Regions from separate parts of the Mus musculus genome. Here regions 1, 3 and 4 are each linked to region 2. Evidence: chromatin loops called from intact Hi-C (ENCODE). Cell type or tissue: heart. All regions are shown on one strand.

Region 1 (5,000 bases), 200 kb after region 2:
TTTGATCTGCCCAAGAATTCTGGGATGTGTGGCTTCCATTGAAGTATGGTTGACTTACTGGAACTGCATTCTTAGGGAAAGCTGACTCTCTCTCTGGGGACTGGGTTTCATACTCAACTCCCCTGTCCATGCTAGAGTTTGGTCTAACTAGAGTTTGTGCTGGTATTGTATAGGCTTTATGCACGCTGTCACAACCACTGTGGGTTCTTATGTGCAGCTGAGCTGCTGTGTTCAGAAGGCACTGTTTCATTTCAGTTATCAACTCTGGCTCTTACACTTTTTCCACCCCCTCTTCCACAATGATTCCTGAGCATTGGGAGGGGGCATGTGGTAGATATGTTTCGTTTAGAGTTAAGTGTTCTGCTGTTTCTGATTTTCTGCATCTTGACCACTTGTGAGGGTCTGCTTTGGTCACCATCTACAACAAAAAGACGTTACTCTGTTAGAGGTTAGGAAATGAATTAATCTATGGGTCTAATGATAAGTCACCAGATGTAATTTTAATATCATGTCCATTTATCAAAGTAATAACAGTAGTTTCTCCCTTAGGGCCTATGACCCATCTAGCTATAACTCCAGGGCTTTTACTAGTGCTGGTGTGGGTTTCATCTTGTGAAGTGGAACTTAAATCCTATCAGAACATGGTTGGTAACTCTCATGATGTTTTTGCCACTACTGCACCAGTGGGCAAATCTTGCCAAGTCAGTCATTTTGTAGCTCATTCTCTTCACAGTATGGAAAGATAGATGATATTTTCCCCTCTAGAAGCTTCCTTAGAGTCTTCTAACACTATGAGAAACATCAGGGATGAAGCTTTAGGGTCAACACGAGTTTGAGTTCTACATCTTACTGTCAAGTTCTGGAGGCAACCAAGAGCATTGGCGATAGCCTGCACCGTTTGGGGTCTATGGGAGCTTACAGGCCAGTAACGCCCAAAGCAACCCATTCCTGGCACTGGGTTCTTGCTTGTTAGCCTATAGTGTCTAGTGGGGACATTTTTGTAAAGCTGTACAGCTATAGCTATGTATATATGGACTATACATGCACATATAGAAGCTCTACAGTATCAGGCTTCCTTTTCAAAAGGGTTTTGGCGTTACTTATCCCTCCCCAATTTTCCTTTCTTTACTTTTCCCTCCTCATCTCGACTTAAGCATTTCTGTTTCCCTTTAGCCCTTTATACCAGTGATTTCAATTTCCTCTCCTAGAAGGCCTTCCCACTACCCCTCAGTAATTTCCTCCCTTCTATGCATACTTCAAATGAAGCACACATATCTGACGTTTCAAAGCTAACACCCACAAATGAGGGAAAACATGAGACCTTTGTCTTTCTGGTTCTGGTTTACCTCACTCAGAATAATGGTTTCTCATACTAAATGTGAGAACAATAATGAATGAATTAGGTTGTCCTATAGTCAGAGAAAACAGGCATCAAAAGTAAGATTTTATATATGTGTGTGTGTGTGTGTGTGTGTGTGTGTGTGTGTGTATATATATATATATATATATACACACACACATACATATATATATACATATATGTGTGTATACATATGTATATATATACATAATCATATAAAACAATATATATGTAAAATCTCATGTTTATTTACTGTGTGTAAGTTTTTGCTTGGCTAAATGATGATTTTTCACATATATATGTATATATATGAAAATGATATATATGTATCCTTTGTATTTTGAATAATATACAGATAAATATTATTTGTCAAAGCAAATAATATTGCTATCATGTTCTTTCTATAAATTGTAAAACTTCTTCCTAGTGTGGATAAATATTTCTGCCATGTATCTGGGTTTACCTTGACCCTTGCTGCATTGTAACTATCATACCTATCACTGCCAATACTGACCTACTCTTTCTTAATTTGAGCAAAGGTCATTTTAATGTGTATTTGCTTTATAATCAATTAAATTCAATATTTCATTAACTATATCTATAGTTGTGTCTCTATAAATTTCACTCCTGTTCCTTTGAGCATTTTTATTGTTAGGCTTTTTGATTACACACACACACACACACACACACACACACACGTTTTACAAGACACGGTTTCTCTGTTTATAGCCCTGGCTGTCCTGGATGCATGTGCTACCATACCCTGAATGACTTTTATTATTTTTAACAAACTTATGCAAACTCTCTCTTCCTTTCTTGCTCTCTTATTCTCTCTCAAATAGCTACCTCAATTGGTTCATATTTATTTTAATAAAACTTTTGACTTATCTTGATATTTTCTATGTTTAGCCCTTTTTTATGTCTGTATTGTCATTTTTCTGTCTTTTAACTTGGATCCGTCTTTGAAAATGAGAGGAAAAAAAGTCCTTAAACATGAGTTGAAATTTTTGTCTTGTGGGCACAACAGTCCCAGGTAGTTCCATCCATGGCTACATGGAGGGGGGGAAAAGCATGGGACCTAGCAAGGAAAACAGAGAACAGCACCTGCCCAAGGCTTGAATAACAATTTAATACATTTACAAATAAGAAATAAAAGAGTCCAAGACAATGTTCTGATACACACCATCTTTGGAGACAAAGAGCAACGGGGGAGGTGCGAGGAAACCTTTAACTGTGTGATTTGAAATCAGGTCCACAGAGATCCACATGGACAGGATAATGTTCCTCTGGTCTGACACATGGACCTTCGCATAAGGATATCTGGGCATCGTTTACATGACTTTCTCAAAACACTGACTCCGAATCACAATGAACCCAAACCTTGGGGATTATTAGGCAAAGTGTTAAATATAGTTAGAATAAGGTGGACAGAGTGCTATCATCCCAAGGCTCAGCTGCTTAAGAGATTTATGTGACCACAGAGATCTTTGTCATCTGTATGTGAGCTCCGCCTGCTGGCCACAATGAAATAAAGTGACCCTGGAAGAGTGTTTTAAAGAGAACCATTAATTCATGCATAGGATGGCATAACTTTTAAAATAATTGGGCTTTGTAGAAGTTACATAATGACAACTATACACTATAAAAAGAGGCTCATTTTCTTTTAAATCGTCTTGTGATGCATTTTAAGAATGACTTTTCTAAATGAAATAAGGATGGAGAAAAGTTATTCTCATTTGTGTTTGTAAGAGTACAGACTAATTTAATCTTAAAATGTGTATCTTGGCAATCTGTAGCCAACATTAAATTCGACACCCAAATCTCACTCTCAGTAATATGAAACAGGTGATCACAAAAAAGCAAAGTGAGGCATAAGAGGATTTGAGAATCAGTGTATTTATGGAAAAAAGGAAAAGAAAAAAACAAAGCAGAAAAAGCAGAAAGCCAAATTTCTTCCATGATGAAGAAACTGTTAAGAGTATAAAGTAGGGACAGATTCATTATGAACCCTGAAAAGGATATATATGTTTTATGCATTACTATGAGAAGGTATGTGACTTAGCTTTCATTTTGTGAAAAATATGAGAGACATAACATTGAGGAGGAAAAATTATTGTGGTTTATAGTTTTAGACATTTCAGATATGATGACTGACTCCGCTCTTTCTGGGCATGTAGTGAAATCGAACATGCGAACATCATGGAGAAAGGCAGGGCAGAGTAGAATGGCTCTTGATGGCCAGGAAGAAGAGCGAGGTCAACAGGAAGGACCAAGGGCCAAGGCTGACTCTCCCAGAGCACATGTTTAGGGACTTGCTTTCCACACATAGGCTCTAAATGCTTCAGTCCCACAACCTTCTAACAGGTATTCATTCTTTCTACCTAACAATGTAGTCCAACATTGATAGGACCAGAGCACTCCTGTTCTAACTGTCTGGAAATTACCTCACGGATACACTTAGAAGTATGCTTGCTAATATCCTAAGTGCCCAACATGACAATCAAGTTGGTAATCACATTTACCCATACCAGAGAGTACCCATGAGAAGTTGGTAGGTTGGGCTGTTATAAGGCATAGAATGCCTGGCTTCAAGCAGTGTCTTATACACTGTGGGATTTGAAATTAGATGCTTTGTTTCAAATGCTTTGAGTCACTACATCCTAACATGCATGCCAACTTGGCCAAGGTGAATCTCCTCTTCTTTTCTCTAAACTGGATGAGGTAACAATAACTTCTTTGTAAAGTTTCTTTAAAATTAACAAGACATTCAAATAAATCACAGACACACAGCCCACTTTAAATCAACTCTTGAGTTTCTGTAACTGTGTGCATTCACATTTATGTTCCCATCTATGGACAGATGGATTTCTGTATGCTTATTCTAAAATGACAATGCTTATCCTATGGAGTTGGGCTTAAAGATAATTTTCAGATTGTCTTTATATCATATGTGTGCAGGTAAATATATTTCAAATTTTGAATATGTATCTCTCACACACAAGGCAATGAAGTATCTTTTTTGTTTGTTTGGATTTTATTTTTGTTTGTTTGTTTTTGTTTTTTGGGATGGTTTCTCTGTATAGCCTTGGCTGTCTTGGAACTCACTCTGTAGACCAAGCTGGCCTTGAACTCAGAAATCTGCTTGTCTTTGCCTCTCAAGTGCTGGGATTAAAGGCATGCGCCACCACTGCCTGAAGTGTCTTTTGCTGTAGAAATGCTAGGACATTAGCAAGATCCCTTTTGAACAATAAAAAGAACCAAAACTTAGATTTTAACACTGTTCTTAGATCTTCTCTCCTTTTGGTCAGGTGGCCTCCTATTTGCTGAAAGTCACCAATAAAGCAGGAACTGAAGAGATTCATGTCAAGACCTGATTTCTCTAGCATGAAACATCTAAAAATCTGGGAAAACAGACTGAATTCTCCAAAACAATGCATTTCTTATAATCTTCATGATACAAACAAGAGTAAGATGTGCATCAGGAATGTCAGGTAGTCAAACCAATGACCAGGAATCTGATCTTATGAAAGAGCACGCTGTTCTCTTGTCATGAGTCATCATGGAAAGAGATAAAGGGAAAGAGAGCGGGGCCATGATGAAATTGCTTTAGTGCAGTTCACAAAGTTACGTCTGTGCATCC
Region 2 (5,000 bases):
CTATCCAGGGAAGCTGAGAAACCCTGGCTAAGGTAGGACAGGGTGATGCAAGGCCCAACAAAACAGGGTTAACTTCCAGTAGGAGGCACCCCTTGCACTGCAGGAATAGATTGATTCCTTGGCATCATTTTCAGATCTCAGATATCACTATATGCTGTTCACTAATGCTCCCACATAGGGTGAGTGAGAATTAGGAATGAGGCTGTCAAATATTTTCATTCTGTAAAATTAGGGCACAGAAATTGAGATTGAAGCCTTGCGTTCATTATTCAATTGTGTCCTTTTCAGAAGTGGCTTCTTCTGAGAGAATGCACGGCACCATCCTGCCTGGAGAACTTCCCCAGGTCTGCCTGTGGATTAAGGTGGGATGCTGCACGAACTGATTAACAAGGGTGCCTTAGAGTTTCTGTTGTGAAGAGACACCAGGAACATAGCAACTCTTATAAAGGAAAGCATTTAATTCTGGCTGGCTTGCAGGTTCAGAAGTCTACAGTCCATTATCATCATGGCAGGAAGCATGGCAGCATCCAGGCAGACATGGTGCCAGAGGAGCTGAGAGTTTTACATCTGAATCAGCAGGCAGTAGGAAGAGAGAGTGACACTGGGCCTGGCTTGAGCATCTGAAATGTTAAAGCCTGCCCCCTTGTGACACACTTCCTCCAACAAGGCCACACCTACTCCAATAAGGCCACACCTCCCAATAGTGCCACTCCCTGTGAGCTTATTTAAAGAGTGTCACTCTTTCTTCCTGCTGCCTGCTGCTGAGTCAAGTGTAGAACTCTTGGCCCCTCCAGCCTGTTTGGCGCTATTTTCATTCAAATCACCACAAGTGAGGACTGGGACCTTTAGCATCACCACCAAGAAGGTACTCTTAGAACAGCAGCATCCGTAGCCCACTGGAGATGGAGAGCTAACTTTCTCATCCTCCAGAGAGACCTCCCAACCTTTGAAATAAATAACTAGATAAATACAAAGGACAGAAATGGCGCTTACAAGGCAAGAGAAGTGTCCAGATCAAAATCAGCAAGACAAGGAGACGCTGGTTCATGATGTTTTATTTTTTTTCTTTAAAAAGAGATATTTTAGTTCCCCCAAGAAATCATCTAGAAGTGTTTTGGTCACGGAAGAGTGAGTGCCTCTCCGCGGTTGACTTTTATTTTTAGCCACCGTCTCTCAGGAACTGGGATTACACCCAGCTCTCCTATGCCTCTTTCCACTCCACAGGGCTGCCTGGCAGTTTGGTCCCATGAGAAATATTTAATTTGTCCTTGGGCGTCAGGAGGGAGTGAGCGATCTGTGTGCCTTGTTATTGAAAATCTGAGAAACACAAGCAAGGATTTAGCAGCAACCAGGCTAAGCCAACAGTTGAAGGAACACATGGCCCATTTCTAAAGAATCTAAGACAAGATGCTTCTCCACACCTACCCTCCTATTGAAGCCCATTCATGCTCATGTTGAGTAGTACAGACGATGTCTGCTAACAGCGAGTAGTCGTTATATCTCCTGAATTCAGGGTTATAGCTTATACAAGAAGTGTTACGTGACATCCAATAAATTACCGATACTTGCAGGGCTTCTGTTGCTAATCCCTAAGTCAGTGTGATGGCTATAAGCTGCACCAGGACACAGAGCTTCCAGCCCTGCTCTGAGGTGCAGTGGTACACACGACTCTGTCTGTCTGTCTGTCCATCTGGAGCTATGCACAGAACACTAGTGAGATCTCCCTGGCATGAGCCCTGTGGATCATCAGATTCTCAGCCCTAGCTTCATGTTAGAATTCCAGTCAACTTCCTTCACCGTGGGAATATGTCCTAAGGCCTGTAGTGAGTGCCGAATCTATAGATGCCAGCAAATCTTCAACACCCACTTTACTAGCACTGACCCTTAGTTTCCATTGACAACTTGGTGTGTCACTTGGAATCATCCAGGAGACACATCTCTGGGCATGCCTGTGAGGATGTTTTCAGAGAGGTTTAGGTGAGGAGGGCGACCTCACCAGAAGGTGATGTGGAGGGTCACGTCTGCAATCCCAGCATTAGAGAGACTGAGGCAGGCAGACCAAGACTCTGCAGGACAGCTTGGGCCTCATGGTGAGTAGGAGGCCAGCTTACTATCCAGAGAAAGACCCTGTCTGAAGATAGAAAAGCATTTGAGAACAAGAGGAAGCTGAATTCCTCTGGGGTAACACTCAAAGAAATAGTACCTGGTTACTTCCCAGACAGAAGAACTTTGCGGTGACAACATGGCCTGGCAAAAAGGTTAATGAACAATGCAAAAACTTGAAGCCTCTGGCTACATGGCAGCAAACGGCTCATCTTCTTTCTCAGGTTTGAAGTGTAGTAGTTGAAATAACAGCCAGAGGCTTTTCTTACTGTGTAGCTTTATCACCTTGCTTTCTAATTGCACGTGTTTGCAGTTTTAGGGCCCCCGGGAAGTACTCACTGAAAGAAATTAGCAATTTGTAGGGGCTGTTAGAAGTGAACGCAGTTGTTCACATGCAATACCAAAGCCAGCCACGAGATGGCGGTAGAGCTTAAAAGGTGAGCGGGGTGTGGAGGCTTCTACAGGAATGTATCCCTTTGCCCTGTAGGCTACCACTCAGGCGAGCAAATTGGGTAGATATGTTATTGTTACCCGGAGGCATCTTCTCTTGTGCCTGTCAGGTGAAGGGTGCCACTGGTCTCAAGTAGATATAATTGGGGTTCTAGAATGTTCTTTGCCTTGAACGTCGGGACTGGTTTGGTGAGTCTGGAGGCTCATGGGAGTCCTCTAGCCATCTTCCTGGGAGGGGAGGCCCTGAGCTGTTTGGCCAGAGAGGGGAGTATCTGAGCAAGGATGGGAGAAAACACGTGGGCTTTGGCCAGCGTGAAGAGAAAGGCACGTAGGAATTGGCTGAAAACAGTAAGTGCCCAAACATGTGGCTCAAAAGTACAACAGGCTACATGAGAGGCCTGGGAAGGGGCCCCCAATACAACTTTTAAGTCCCCTCTTCTCCACGGAGCCATCTTGCATGCCTGGAACCCCCCTATAGACTAAGTGTTCACTTACAACGCATTTATTTTGCTGCCCGTGACCTTCTGGCCCCCTCTGCTGTGATTACCCCAGCTCATTTTTTGTGGAGATTCTGCAGATGTCCGGAGAGAGGATGAACTTCAAGCCCCATGAAAACAAAACCACAACCCTGTTACTTAGCACAGGCTGGCCTTGAACTGGAACTCCCCCCTGCCCTTGTCTCCAGGGTGCTGGGGCTGCAGACGTGCACTACCTCAGATAAAAGCATGCCGAGAGATGACAGCAGAGTCTGTGGCCATTGTTATCCCCCTACGCATCCTCCCTCTCCCTCCTCCTCTCTTCGTCCCTCCTCCGCCTCGCTCCGATTTTAGTTTCTCAGCCCACATTGCACTGTTTGTCTGTTATAAAACAGCCGCTGGAGCCACAGGGCCTTGTCTGGCTCAGCGAGGAGCTATGTACACCCCTTTCACCTCTCAAGGTCCTGGACTCTGCTTCTAGCTGAGTTTTAACTGCCTGACATTCCAGTTCCCTGCAGCCAAGCATGGTACTAAAGTATGAAATGCAAAGTTCTAGAAAGGGTGCTTAAGCTTTAAATAACTTCCGGTTTCGCTGAACAATCATGTGACCTGTAAAATGGATGACACTCCTCACGTTATTCACCCCCACCCCTCGCCCACATGTTCCATGTGCTGTTAGAGCAGCTGAGAGTCCTGAGCCTGGCAAATGGCTTGTTCAGGCAGGGTGAGTGAAAGGTTAGACAAGAATATGTCAAAAGAGCCCCCTTTTTCCATTCTCCAGTTGATGGACGTCTATGCTGTTTCCAATTTCCGGCTTTGAAGAAGGGAACTACAATGAATATGGATGACCAAGTGCAAAACACATCTTTTTAAAGGTTCCCTTGAAAAGCAGGTAAAACAAGGACGTAGCTGCCTGATTTAGAAAAATTCTTCTCGAGCTTTTATTTCAAGGAATGAAGATAGGGTTTCTATCGGCCATCAAGAAATAGTATTGGAAGGTGGGGGGTGGGGTGAATGGGGTCGTCGCTTACTCTGCAAGCGTGTGTGTGTGTGTGTGTGTGTGTGTGTGTGTGTGTGTGTGTGTGTATGCAGGTTCAGATACTCAGCACCTTCGCTAAACACCAGCTCAGTCACACAGGTCTGCAACGCCAACTCTGGGGCACAGAGACAGGAGGATGCCAGTCTAGCTGAAGCAGTGAGCGCCAGGTTCAGTGAACAAGCCGGTTGAAGCATAAGGCAAAGAGAGGTAGAGGAAGACACTGTGAGGTTGACCTCTCGTCTCTCTGCGGGCAGGCATACGTGAGCATGCACATGTACACATGTACTCACCCCTCCCCTGCTACACATAAGAAAAAAAAGAACTGAGCCTCAGTGTGGGCCATACATCACTATCAGCAGTTGGGCTGCAGCAGCAGATAGGCAGTCCCATCAGGCCTTCGTGAGGGAGTGGGAGGTGGGGGGCAGGTAGTGGATAATACACAAGTTACAGTCGGGAACGGGAGTGAGCTCTGGCTTTTCTGGCTGCACAGATAGGGAGAGGTGACCCGATCGTCATTTGCAGGGACGATTGGCTGTGATTAACAATAGGGCACTGTGTATTTCAAAACTGCTGCCAAGAGAACTCTGGATGTTCTCAGCACAAACAAATGCCTCGTGTGAGGAGCTGAATGCTCCCACGACCCTGGCATGACAGTCACAGTGTGTCTGTGTACCACTGCCGCAGATGGCAGCCTGCAAGTACAGGCCAACCCAAACTAAATGAAAACAAATAAACCCCAGAACATGGAATAGCCAAGAGGTTACGGGGTGTGGGGAGAGGGTATTAAAGACAACTAAAGGGGGTTGAAGGACTGAAAGTATGGCGGGTAGTTTTAATTTTCAAAGCCAGTGATTTACATATGCCTCATTTTGAAGGTGAGGTCTTACAGATTTCTGAAGTGGAGTGGAGGTGTTAGCTCGATAGTTCTCTCT
Region 3 (5,000 bases), 61 kb before region 2:
GTGCTAAGTAAGCAGTGACAAACCAGGACTTGCGATTTCTGGAACATTCACAGCAAGCTTATGAGAGCGCTCTATTCTCGTTTCCTAATTGACCATTCATTCCCCACGTTTCCCCCACACCTCTCACACTCATCGAAGCAGAAGTTGTCAGCATTGCCCCGTCCCGGCCACCCAGAACTCAACAGCACTAGCTTCCATAATTAGAAAGCTTACTGGGATGGGAACACCTGCAACTCTGTAGTGGGCTTTGTTTCCTCACGGTAGAGGCAATGGAGAGTAAGTACCAGAGACACAGTGCTTACCAAAGCCATGCTCAACCAGGGATGGAGAAAACCCATGAAGGCCACCTACCCTGTTTCCACACCAGTATATTGAAAATAGCCCAGTGTTGTGTTGTTCGCATCAGTAGCTGCCTTAAAATTACATCCTTTCCTGTCTTCTTCTCTTTTCTTTCTTACTTCCCAAAGTCTCTTCTGGTATTGCCAAATGAAGCTCCCTCTCACAGAAAACTGCACTAGGAAATCTCATCCCCAGGTCTGCCGCTTGGAAATCCCTAAGCAACCTGCAAACCCACTCTAGTATTCACCAAGAGTCCCAAGGCAGTGAGATATCAGAATTGAAAAGCACAAGTATAGATGTATTTGACAACCTCAGAGATGTCAGCTAGTCCTATGGAAAAACCAAAAACCAAACGAGCTGGCTTCAAGGTCACCTAAGTAATGAAGCAGCCTCCTTCTCCCCTCCTCACTACCGCTAAAAGTGAGAAGAATCTGATTTATGGTCCCAGGACACTTCGGAAGTGAAGCATCACTTACCGCAGAAGCCTGTTAGATGATCTGGATGGAAGCAAACACAGCCCATGACCACCATATGCTGAGTGTAAGAGAACGAAAGACTAAAAGCAGGGTGATCCATCACAGGAGAAAGCAGTTAAAAAGAAAATACTTTGGTTGGTCGAACAGAGGCGAGGATGCTTAGAACAAGTGAATAGCCACTGAAGGATTATCCTGATCTTCGACCCAAATTCTTGTTCTTCAGTATTTTCGGTACATATAATAAATTCTATATAATTAGAACATATGTTTATGGAATGTTTTGTGTTGCTGGTGGTTGAACATAGAACTTCATGCACGCTAGGCTGCTGCTTTACCACTGAGACACTTGATTCTACCTAAGCTCTCTGATTTACATTTCTGCTTTTTAATTTTTGAGAAAGGGTCTCGGTGGCAAGTTGTCTAGACCACCTTTAGACTTGCTCTGTGGCCCCAGAAGCCCCTGAACTTGCCATCCTCTGGCCTCAGCCCCCACAGTATACAGGACTCACAGGGCTGGTTCCTCATTACTTTATGAAGCTTCTTTGCCTTCCGAGTGACACTCTCAGGGAGTCTAGCAGCTCTGAAGGACACTAGACAAGCTCTGCTCTCTCAATGTGCTCTCTGTCAGGATTCTCTGCTGACTAGTGGCCTCTGGGCTTTGCTTTTCTCTCAGGCCTAGACTTTGTGGCAGTGGCAGTAGGGGGGCAACCCAGAGCAAAATAGGTATCACAAAACCTTTGAAAACAAGATGCTGGCTCATTTAAAACAAGCCTTGTGAAGCTCATGTTTGTTTTAAGTGAAACTGTAGAAGACAAAGTGTGTCTGAAAACAGGTTATGATGCAATATAAATATTATTCTATGACTGTTTGTACCCATTTATCCAAACTTCCACATTCCTTTGGCAGGGGATCTCTCTGAGGGCTCGACATGTTGACATTTTTCTGTAATTTATCAATGAATAATAATAACATTTCCAGATAAAAATATCCTTTAACTGCACATGGTCACATTTTAAAATTTGTTTTATTCTTCTCACATTTCAAGTGGAGGGTATTTAAGATTAGATATAAATAAGTAAGAGTATTATTTTATTCCAGTCTTGATTTTTGTTATGATTAGACAAAAGGCTTTAGGCTCGTGTTCAAGGTCAAAACACTGATGATGCTTTTATTCTCGGACTCAAATCAAACAAGTTTCTAGAGCTGGATAGACTAGGCAGAATAAGGGCCTTGTCTCCAAATTTATTAGCTAGCTGATAGGCCAGATGTCATCATCATATCATCATCATTATCGTCACAGTGAGCAGTTGTGATTAGATTAGGAAACTTGAGAAGGGAAAAGGATTCTGAAACATCCCCGACAGGCTGAAATCCTTGTACGTAAGGAAATCAACAAAGTGGAGAAGGGGGAGGGGGGGAATGAAGCGAAAGCGAAACGGAAGTGATTCTAGCTATCACAGGGAGGGGCACCTACCCTACCCTCAGAATGCAGGTGTCTAAGAGAAGCTGGGGAGGATGAAGCCCTGGAGTTTCCCAAGATCCTTCAGGGGGCAGCAGCTCCTACATCTTGACTTTATCTGGGTGAGGTTGGCTTTGACCTTCTGACCTCCAGAACTACGAAAGGATACATCTGTTGCTTTAAGCCACAGAGTTTGTGGCAATTTGTTCCAGTCGGAACCGGAAACGGATACACCAGGGATATGTGTTACAGCCGGGTCAGTCTACCAAGCAATTCAACCCCGTCCTGAGTATTTTTCTTCACTCTTTGTCAGGGCTGCAGAGCAGTGAAAACAAAAGTGAAAAGCTCTAGGTCCTATGGATCCTACATTCTAATCCCGTGCAAAGCTTTGGGCACAATGCCTCACCTCTGAAGAGCCACGACCATCTCACAGAAACAACAGTGGCTGCTGCTATTTCGGACCCATTAGGGTAATGCCTCGATTGCCACAGCAATGAAACAAACCTGTAGCAAAGGGTATCGGCACACTGTGGTGAAGTTTAAATGTGATGATGTGTGTGAGGTACCCCTGCAGGTGTTCCTTAGACAGTAGGTACTCAATGGGGGTCCGTTCTCTTTGCTCACTGCAACTTTGCAGGCAGAAGTTATGTACTGTTCAAAGCACCTCAGAAGCAGGTGTGTAGGATGCAGAACCCCATGTAGGATGCTGCCAAAGTCCTTAACAGGGTCTATAGGATGCTTCATATTTGAACAACTTTATCAAGTTTTTTTTTTAAATTATTTTATTATTTTATGGGAATGGGTGTTTTGCCTGAATGTGTGTCTGTGCACAAGGTGTGCGCAGTGCCCAGGAAGGCCAGAAGAAGATGTCAGATGTCCTGGAATTGGATCATTTCCAGCCATCATATAGGTACTGGGAATTGAATCTGGGTTCACTGGGAGAGCAGTCAGAGCTTTTAGCCACCGAGTCATCTCCCTAACCTCTCAATTACTGTTATCAATCTTTCTCTAATGCTAGGGGTTGAATCCAGAGCCTTGGTCAGGCTGGTCAAACACTATTATTGACTTAACACCCTCAGCCACTAAAAGCCTTATTAAGACACACTTTGCATATATTCTAAGTGTATAAGTCACCACAATTCAATGAACTTTAATATACTTAATGTCTTACTACATACAGATTACAGAATTGTCATCACTAAAATCTATTTTTAGAACATTTCCACCATTCCCCAAAGAAACCAACTCACAACTTACTGTCACGTCTTCCATCTTCTACCTCATAACCAGGCAGCCACTGATCTATGTTCTGTCTCTATAGACTGACCTTGTTGGACACCTCAGACAAGTGGAATCATGGACTCTGTCCTGGCCCACGGTCACTTCTCCAAGCTTATCCCCTCCCCTTCTTGTCTTCTGTATGACAGCAAACTGACATGGGTTTTAGCTTCTGGGTTTTTAGTCGATGCTCTCCTGTCCCCATCTGTTTATCTGGGCAGGTCCCTGTGTCTGGAATGGCTTCTGTAAGCTGCAGGTGTCAAACTTGAGTCTTTTTTCCTTCTTTCCAATTATGTCTTTATTGGATTCTTTTGCAACATGCCTCTGTGGTTCCTTATAGTACAAGCTATTATGTTATGTTGTCATTGCCTGTTGGTTTCCTGTAATCCTGGAGAAAGCAGGGGCTCTGTCTCTCTTATCCAATGCTGCATACTATGTGCTCCGTGCCTTGCACACGGCTTACTACCGCCAGACACTTATTAATAGGGGGATGAAAAAATTGTGTTCAATCTTAAGTTTTAGGCTTTTCTTCTTGTAAACTCAGAGAAGCTAATTGTAAGCTAGGGTTTCAGAGATGTATCTCATGCTCTCTGTCACACACATATTACTAATGGGAGAGGGGCAATCCGTTATCTAGACCAATCTTTTTAGATATTCTTATATAGTATTTTATTTTTCTCATCAATTTCTAGAAAAAATATTGCTAAATGATTTGCATAGCAATATTCTGCTTAACTTGGGAAACATTTTTTTTTTCAGGGAGATGGGCTGGTGGGGGCTCCTTCCTCCCCAAGTCTCTGTGACACCCTCTTAGACTTTGTTTACAAGCTAGCTAAGAAAGTAGAGGGAGATTATAAGTTTGAAGTTGAAATTAGGCTGGGAATGGCTCAGTGGTAGGAGCTTAACCTTCACTGTGAAAGACCATGGGTTCAATCCTCAGTACCACACAACAATACAGAATTAATTTAAAGTCACATTTTAAATCCCAAACCCAATAAATTTGTATCGGAAAGCTCTTCCTTCTGGGGTTTTCTGTTAATTCGTGTATTTAAAAGAACAGCCCTTTATGGTTTTACCTGCAGGCTCCATGCATATCTGACTGAGAGAAGTGCCATTTAATGTACACAGTTTAATGTGTTCTAATGCTTTGGGTGTAGCTCTGAAACAGAGCACAGGCCCCGGGCTAGATCTCAAGCAACAACAAAAACACGTAACATCCATACTAAGAAGATAACAAGAAATTGGTCAAGTTATTTCTTAAGGTCTGGCAATATGGCTCAGAGAGGAAAGACACTTGCTGCCAAACCTGATGACCTGGTTTCAATCCTTGGATCCTACATTGATGAAGAAGAGAACTAACTCCTGCAGGTTATAGGCTAGCTCCCACATCTTCAGCATGGCTTATACACTCCATTTCCCCCAAGTATATGTAAGTATTATCTCACTAG
Region 4 (5,000 bases), 270 kb before region 2:
ACTAGAACACAAAGCTATGCCTATGTACATATGTCTTTAATAACCATATGTACACCATTCAAGAAGCATCCCAGAGTAGCAATGGGGCATCACTACCAAATTCTTGACTACACAACAGAAAGTGTGCTTGATTGTCTCTGTAGTTAACCAAACCACAACTCCTCTACATACAGGTCTTCAATCCTAACCCTTGAATCAAGCAAAACCTCCAAGACTTGGCTGAGTGAAGGAGAGGGACCGTACAAGCAAACTTAGGGACAAAACAGGTTGCTATCCACTGGCTTTTTATGCAGCAAGTTGCTAAGAGACACAAAGAAGGAGGTTAGCGATGGGCAATACACGTAGCCACAGAGACTGTCCTGCGACCAGACGGGCGGGGCTGCTGCTTTCTTACCTGGTGAGCTTGGTGCCAATCTGCTGTCTGAGCTCCAGCCGTTCCTCATCCGTCTGTCTGGGGAGGATGTTCTTTTCTTCTAGCTCTCGCTTAGAGGGCCTGTTGCTGAGTTTGATGGCTAAGGAGTCCTTCCTGCACACCTTCATGGCCAGTGAGCCTGGAGGAGGGAGAAATCAGTCAGTTAACAGAGACACCTGAATGCCCATGGGGCCAACTGCGGGCAGGTTATAAAGCAACAGGCAGGGGGAGAGACACAAAGGCATAATACTTTAGTGCCAGGAACACTAAAGTCCAAGTTCTTAGGGTCGCTGCCATCATCAGGCTTTATATAACCCACAGGGTGAGTATGGGGCATATTGGGAGGGAAGGGAAGCCTGTGACTGGATCTCTCCTTTTAGAAATCTCCAGGATGCAGCAACATCACAACGGAGGACAGGGCCAGCTGTGAAGTGCCATAGAGGGGAGAGGAACAGACAGGGTAAAGGTCTTGGCAGCCAGGAAAGGCTCCGAAGAAGGGGGCTGCCGCCAGGAGAGTGGGTACTCCCACCAGGAGAGTGGGTACTCCCACCGAGAGCAGGCTGGTGGGAATCCACATCTGAATATGTTCAGTGGTAACACAGATGCTGGGAACCATCAGGAGACAGACCAGAGCAGTTTCCTGGAACTCAGGACATCCAAAGGGAGATAACCCAGTGTGGCGGTCAGTGTGGGACCATGTGGGGTGAGAGCAGAGCAGAGGACTGGGAGAGGGACAATATTCTGGGATGGCTCTTTCTTTTGAACACACGGGTTCCTGAGCATCCAGGACTTCAACCAGAGTTGACTTTGCTCTTTAGTGAGTAGCCAGGAGATATCTAGAGGCATTTTGGGTTGTTGAAGGTCAGTTAGGTGGCAGTCAGGAGGTTGGTCCTGTCGTCTAGCTGGTGAAGACCCTTGAAGGCAATGCTCAGCATCACCTTCGTAACAGAGAATAATCTGGCTCTAAAGGTCTAGCACACAAATGTGAGACACCCTGGCACAGATGCTTCAACTCTCAGGCACCACCTGACACGCAGGCTCAGTAGCTGTCCCCTTTCAATCCTGGGTCACTGCAGACCCTGACTGCACCTCTCTGATTTTTTCTCCTGCCTCACTTTTACTCTTTCTTCTCCATTATCCCCGTTTACCAGTAAAATGGGTACCATGCTGATGCCCTAAGTGTGCTTGAAGGTAGAGCTATGGGGACACAGTCTTAGCTCATTGTTGGGAACACCCCATCCAGGCAACATGTGACGGCTGTATTAATAAATTCACTTATTAAACAATTGCCCCACATCAGCCATAGCTATCCTCGCACCGTTAAACTCTACCTATTCATGGTCAGAGTGATAGATTACCAACTTGCTTTCTCTATTTCTCAATATAGTTAAAGGTTTTCAGTGGAGAATTTAAGTTCAGCTTTTCTGAAGCTGGTGAGCTACACTTGAACATGAATATACTGCATATACAGTCGCTAGGTTTACACACATGCAGTAGATTTTCAAGCTCTCCCTTCCCTGACCCCTTATTGTTTGAAAAAGAGGGTTATACTTCAAGAAAGCAACCAAGGCATAGGTAGGGGGTATTAAGATAGCTGTGTGATGTGTATAGCTATGATGCTGTATACATGAGATTTATGCTTTCTTATTACTGCTTAAGGGGCCTGGAGAAGTCACCTGAGCCGTCCTGTGACCTAAGGTCCACTTAAAACCACATCTTCAGGCAGCTGCTCTGTGCTGTTTCTACAGTCCCACACCTCCCCCACTGTCATGGACAGCCTGCCTGCACGTACTGGTGTACAAAGAGGCGTCATCATCTTCATCTTCCTCCTCTTCCTCCTCCTCCCGGCCATACAGGCAGGGCGAGTCTTCATAGTCGGGTTCATGAGGCACATTTTCCTTATTGTCATCACATTCAATCACAACAGTTGGCACTTGTCTTATTTCCGGAAGGCCCATGGGTCCTGCTTTTGTGATGCCGTCGCTTGAGTGCAAACCAGAACTGTGGTAAGACGTGGAACAGGGGACTCGTTGCTCGGAGCTGCATGAAAAGAAAAGAAAGGGGAAGTTCACCTCAGTTGTCCCTATCTCTGAGACAAAGGTCACCCAGGCCATGTGATAGATTGCTTATCTGACAGTTTGTCCTTTTAGGGCAGTGCTTCCCTGGTGGAGACGGTAGCCTGGAGCCAAACAGAAGAACGCTAGATGGATGGTGGTGATGGGTGGGTGCACAACAATGTATAGCCACTAGATGGCACACTTTGAACCAGTGAAGGGGGGCTCCTCTGCAACCCACCTACCTTCTCACTGGGGGAAGGATTAACTTGATCTCAGATAGAGAGGCTAGTAAGTGAGGTTCTATTTTTCAAAAGCTACACAGAGCAGCGGCACGAACAGAGAGAGAGGATAGTTTGACATGATCGGGATGGAGACACAGAGGAAGAGGAGAGCTTAGGTAGATGGAAGGCTGAGCCCTGTGCTTGGACATCAAGGTGGACATGGCCGTGGACCATGTCCAGGAAGTACTCTTCCTAGGACGGTGTCAGGGTTGAGCAGGCAGTCATGGGTAACCAACCCTAGCCTAACTCCTCGCCCGGCCCACCTTACTGGTCAGTTTTGTAAGAACGATGCCCTCAAAGCCAACGCTGATCTAATATAGTTTCAGTGAAAGAGACGCCTAAAGCATCCACTATTAGACAATTGGACAATATAAACCATTTATGGTTTCCTAATAAAGCCTATGTGAAGAGCTCATAGCAACAGGGAGTCCTTTTGTATGAAGTCTAAGACACCATAAGAACAAGGCTCGTAGAATCAGCTGACCAGAACTCAGGTGGGCTCACTGAGATCAGGGCCCCTGTATGGGTCTGACCTAGGTCCTCTGCATGTATGTTCTGGTTGTGTAACTTAGTGTTCTTGTGGGATTCCTAACAGTGTGAGCAGGGACTATCTCTGACTCTTCCAGCCTTTGGGACCCTTTTCCTCCTACTGGGTTGCCTTATCCAGCCTTGGTGTGAGAATACGTGCCTGTTATTATCGCAGCTTGTGATGACATATTTAGTTGATGTCCTGCTCTTTTCTGAGGGGAGGTGATTGGGGGAGGGGTGGGGGAGAGGGGGGAAGTTAGGGGGAGGAGCTGGGGGGAGGGGAGGGAGGGGAAACTCCTAGTTGAGATGTGATATATAAGAAGAGTAAATACAAAGGAAAAACAAAAACAAATGAATTATAATATTAAATATAATATTAAAAATAATAATGGGAGTATGGAGCCAGAAACAAGTCATTGTTTCCTTCTTTCTTTCCTCCCCTCCCTCCCCTTTCTCTTCCCTCCCTCCCTCCTCCCCTCTGTCCTCTTTTCCAGTACTGTGGATTGAACCCAAGGCCTCACATATGTTTGTCAAGTGCTCCATCACTAACATACATCCCCAGTTCGGATAAAATTTTTATTCTTTTTCAGAACCATCAAAAATAGAGTTTATATCCTTATTTAAAGACTTCTCAAAAAGTATTTGACATTCATAAACAAGTGGAGTGTGAAGGTATATTATATATCAGAGCTTTGGATTACACTATTTTATCCTAAAGGAATCTTACTATGCTGTATGAAAACATGAGTTTCCCTGGAACCTTTCAATTATGGTCTAAGTTATTGCTGTGTCTAATTTAAATTCAATTAACTTCCTTCCTTTCACTGTTTCCAAAGGGGTTGATTTTCTCTTTGTATTTTCCACATAACTCTTCAATGAAGCAAATGGGAGATCCAGTTAACACCCTATGAGCTATGTTATTCGAGGCAGTGAACTAAATCAACTTGGAAACAACAGTTACCGAATGGGACAGAATCATGTATTTACAACAGTGCAGCATTTTATTAGAGATTAGTGGTTAGAGATGCCCCATTTCCCAGCTAATTGCACACACAGCAATGGGAGCCACGGGTAGGCAGGACACATTACGGGTGGTCTCTAGGTGACAAGTACGATGTTTAACCATAAATTGGACTGAGTGGGCATCTTACTGCTTTGCCCTTCGAAGCTGCCCTTCCTACGGATCAAAGATAGCTACTACATTCTAGCTGTGCCTGGACATCTTTCTTGGGTATCATGGAAAGTAGGCGTGTATGGAAGAGACACAACTGTGATTTCATGGCTTGTGTTTTGTCCCAGCCTTGCCTACACCTCTCTCTATCTTCATAATTTAATTAGCACGCTCTCTGAAAGGCACAGAGCTTAGAATAGACACCTGGGAGTTAGGGATGGGAGGCAGATAATAGGTATTCTTGTTTGGTGTGAGAAAATGTTGAAAGTTAGAAAACAAGAATGCCTTGAGGCAGGAAGCTCCAAAGTGGGTCCAAAGATAAGGGGAGAGGGGATGAAGGAGATACGAAACCCAACCTTATAGGTGGCATGGTGGTTCAAATGAAGATGGACCCCAAAGGTCATAAATTTGAATACTTGGTCCCTAGTTAGTAGAACTGCTTGGAAGGAGTAGGGACTGTGGTCTTGTTGGAGGAGGTATGTCTCTGCATCTGGGCCTTGAAGTTCAAAAGCTCACATAATTCCCAGTTAGCTAGCTCTCTTTCTCCCTCC

The links. Hi-C counts contacts between places; a loop is a spot of excess contacts. Peaks named below come from ENCODE experiments on the same cell type or tissue, not always from the same donor. Only the 100,000 strongest peaks of a DNase experiment are listed, where the experiment ranks them.
Region 1: a loop joins it to region 2, with 9 times the contacts of the local background. A loop is called at or near these places in 8 of 42 quality-filtered maps.
Region 3: it touches region 2 in a loop (2.7-fold over the local background); 3 of 42 quality-filtered maps call a loop at or near these places.
Region 4: a loop joins it to region 2, with 4 times the contacts of the local background. A loop is called at or near these places in 21 of 42 quality-filtered maps.

The regions. Positions count from the first base shown.
Region 1 is chr13:42,621,532-42,626,531 of GRCm38, reverse strand. No RefSeq gene overlaps it. Among named protein-coding and RNA genes, the nearest start is that of Phactr1, 57 kb to the left of the region's middle. In heart, a CTCF peak has its summit at 2,879 (motif pointing left); no DNase peak of the experiment used is centred here.
Region 2 is chr13:42,820,296-42,825,295 of GRCm38, reverse strand. The region is part of intron 3 of Phactr1 (phosphatase and actin regulator 1); the gene reads right to left. Among named protein-coding and RNA genes, the nearest start is that of Phactr1, 140 kb to the right of the region's middle. In heart, a CTCF peak has its summit at 2,510 (motif pointing right); a DNase peak (open chromatin) is centred at 2,525; H3K27ac peaks cover 888 bases.
Region 3 is chr13:42,881,610-42,886,609 of GRCm38, reverse strand. The region is part of intron 3 of Phactr1 (phosphatase and actin regulator 1); the gene reads right to left. Among named protein-coding and RNA genes, the nearest start is that of Gm52053, 130 kb to the left of the region's middle. In heart, a CTCF peak has its summit at 2,365; a DNase peak (open chromatin) is centred at 2,449.
Region 4 is chr13:43,092,201-43,097,200 of GRCm38, reverse strand. It overlaps Phactr1 (phosphatase and actin regulator 1), which reads right to left. Exons shown (of 14, transcript NM_001302635.1): 8 at 2,205-2,452; 9 at 395-551. Among named protein-coding and RNA genes, the nearest start is that of Gm15813, 28 kb to the left of the region's middle. In heart, CTCF peaks have their summits at 2,460 and 2,659 (motif pointing right); no DNase peak of the experiment used is centred here; H3K27me3 peaks cover 729 bases.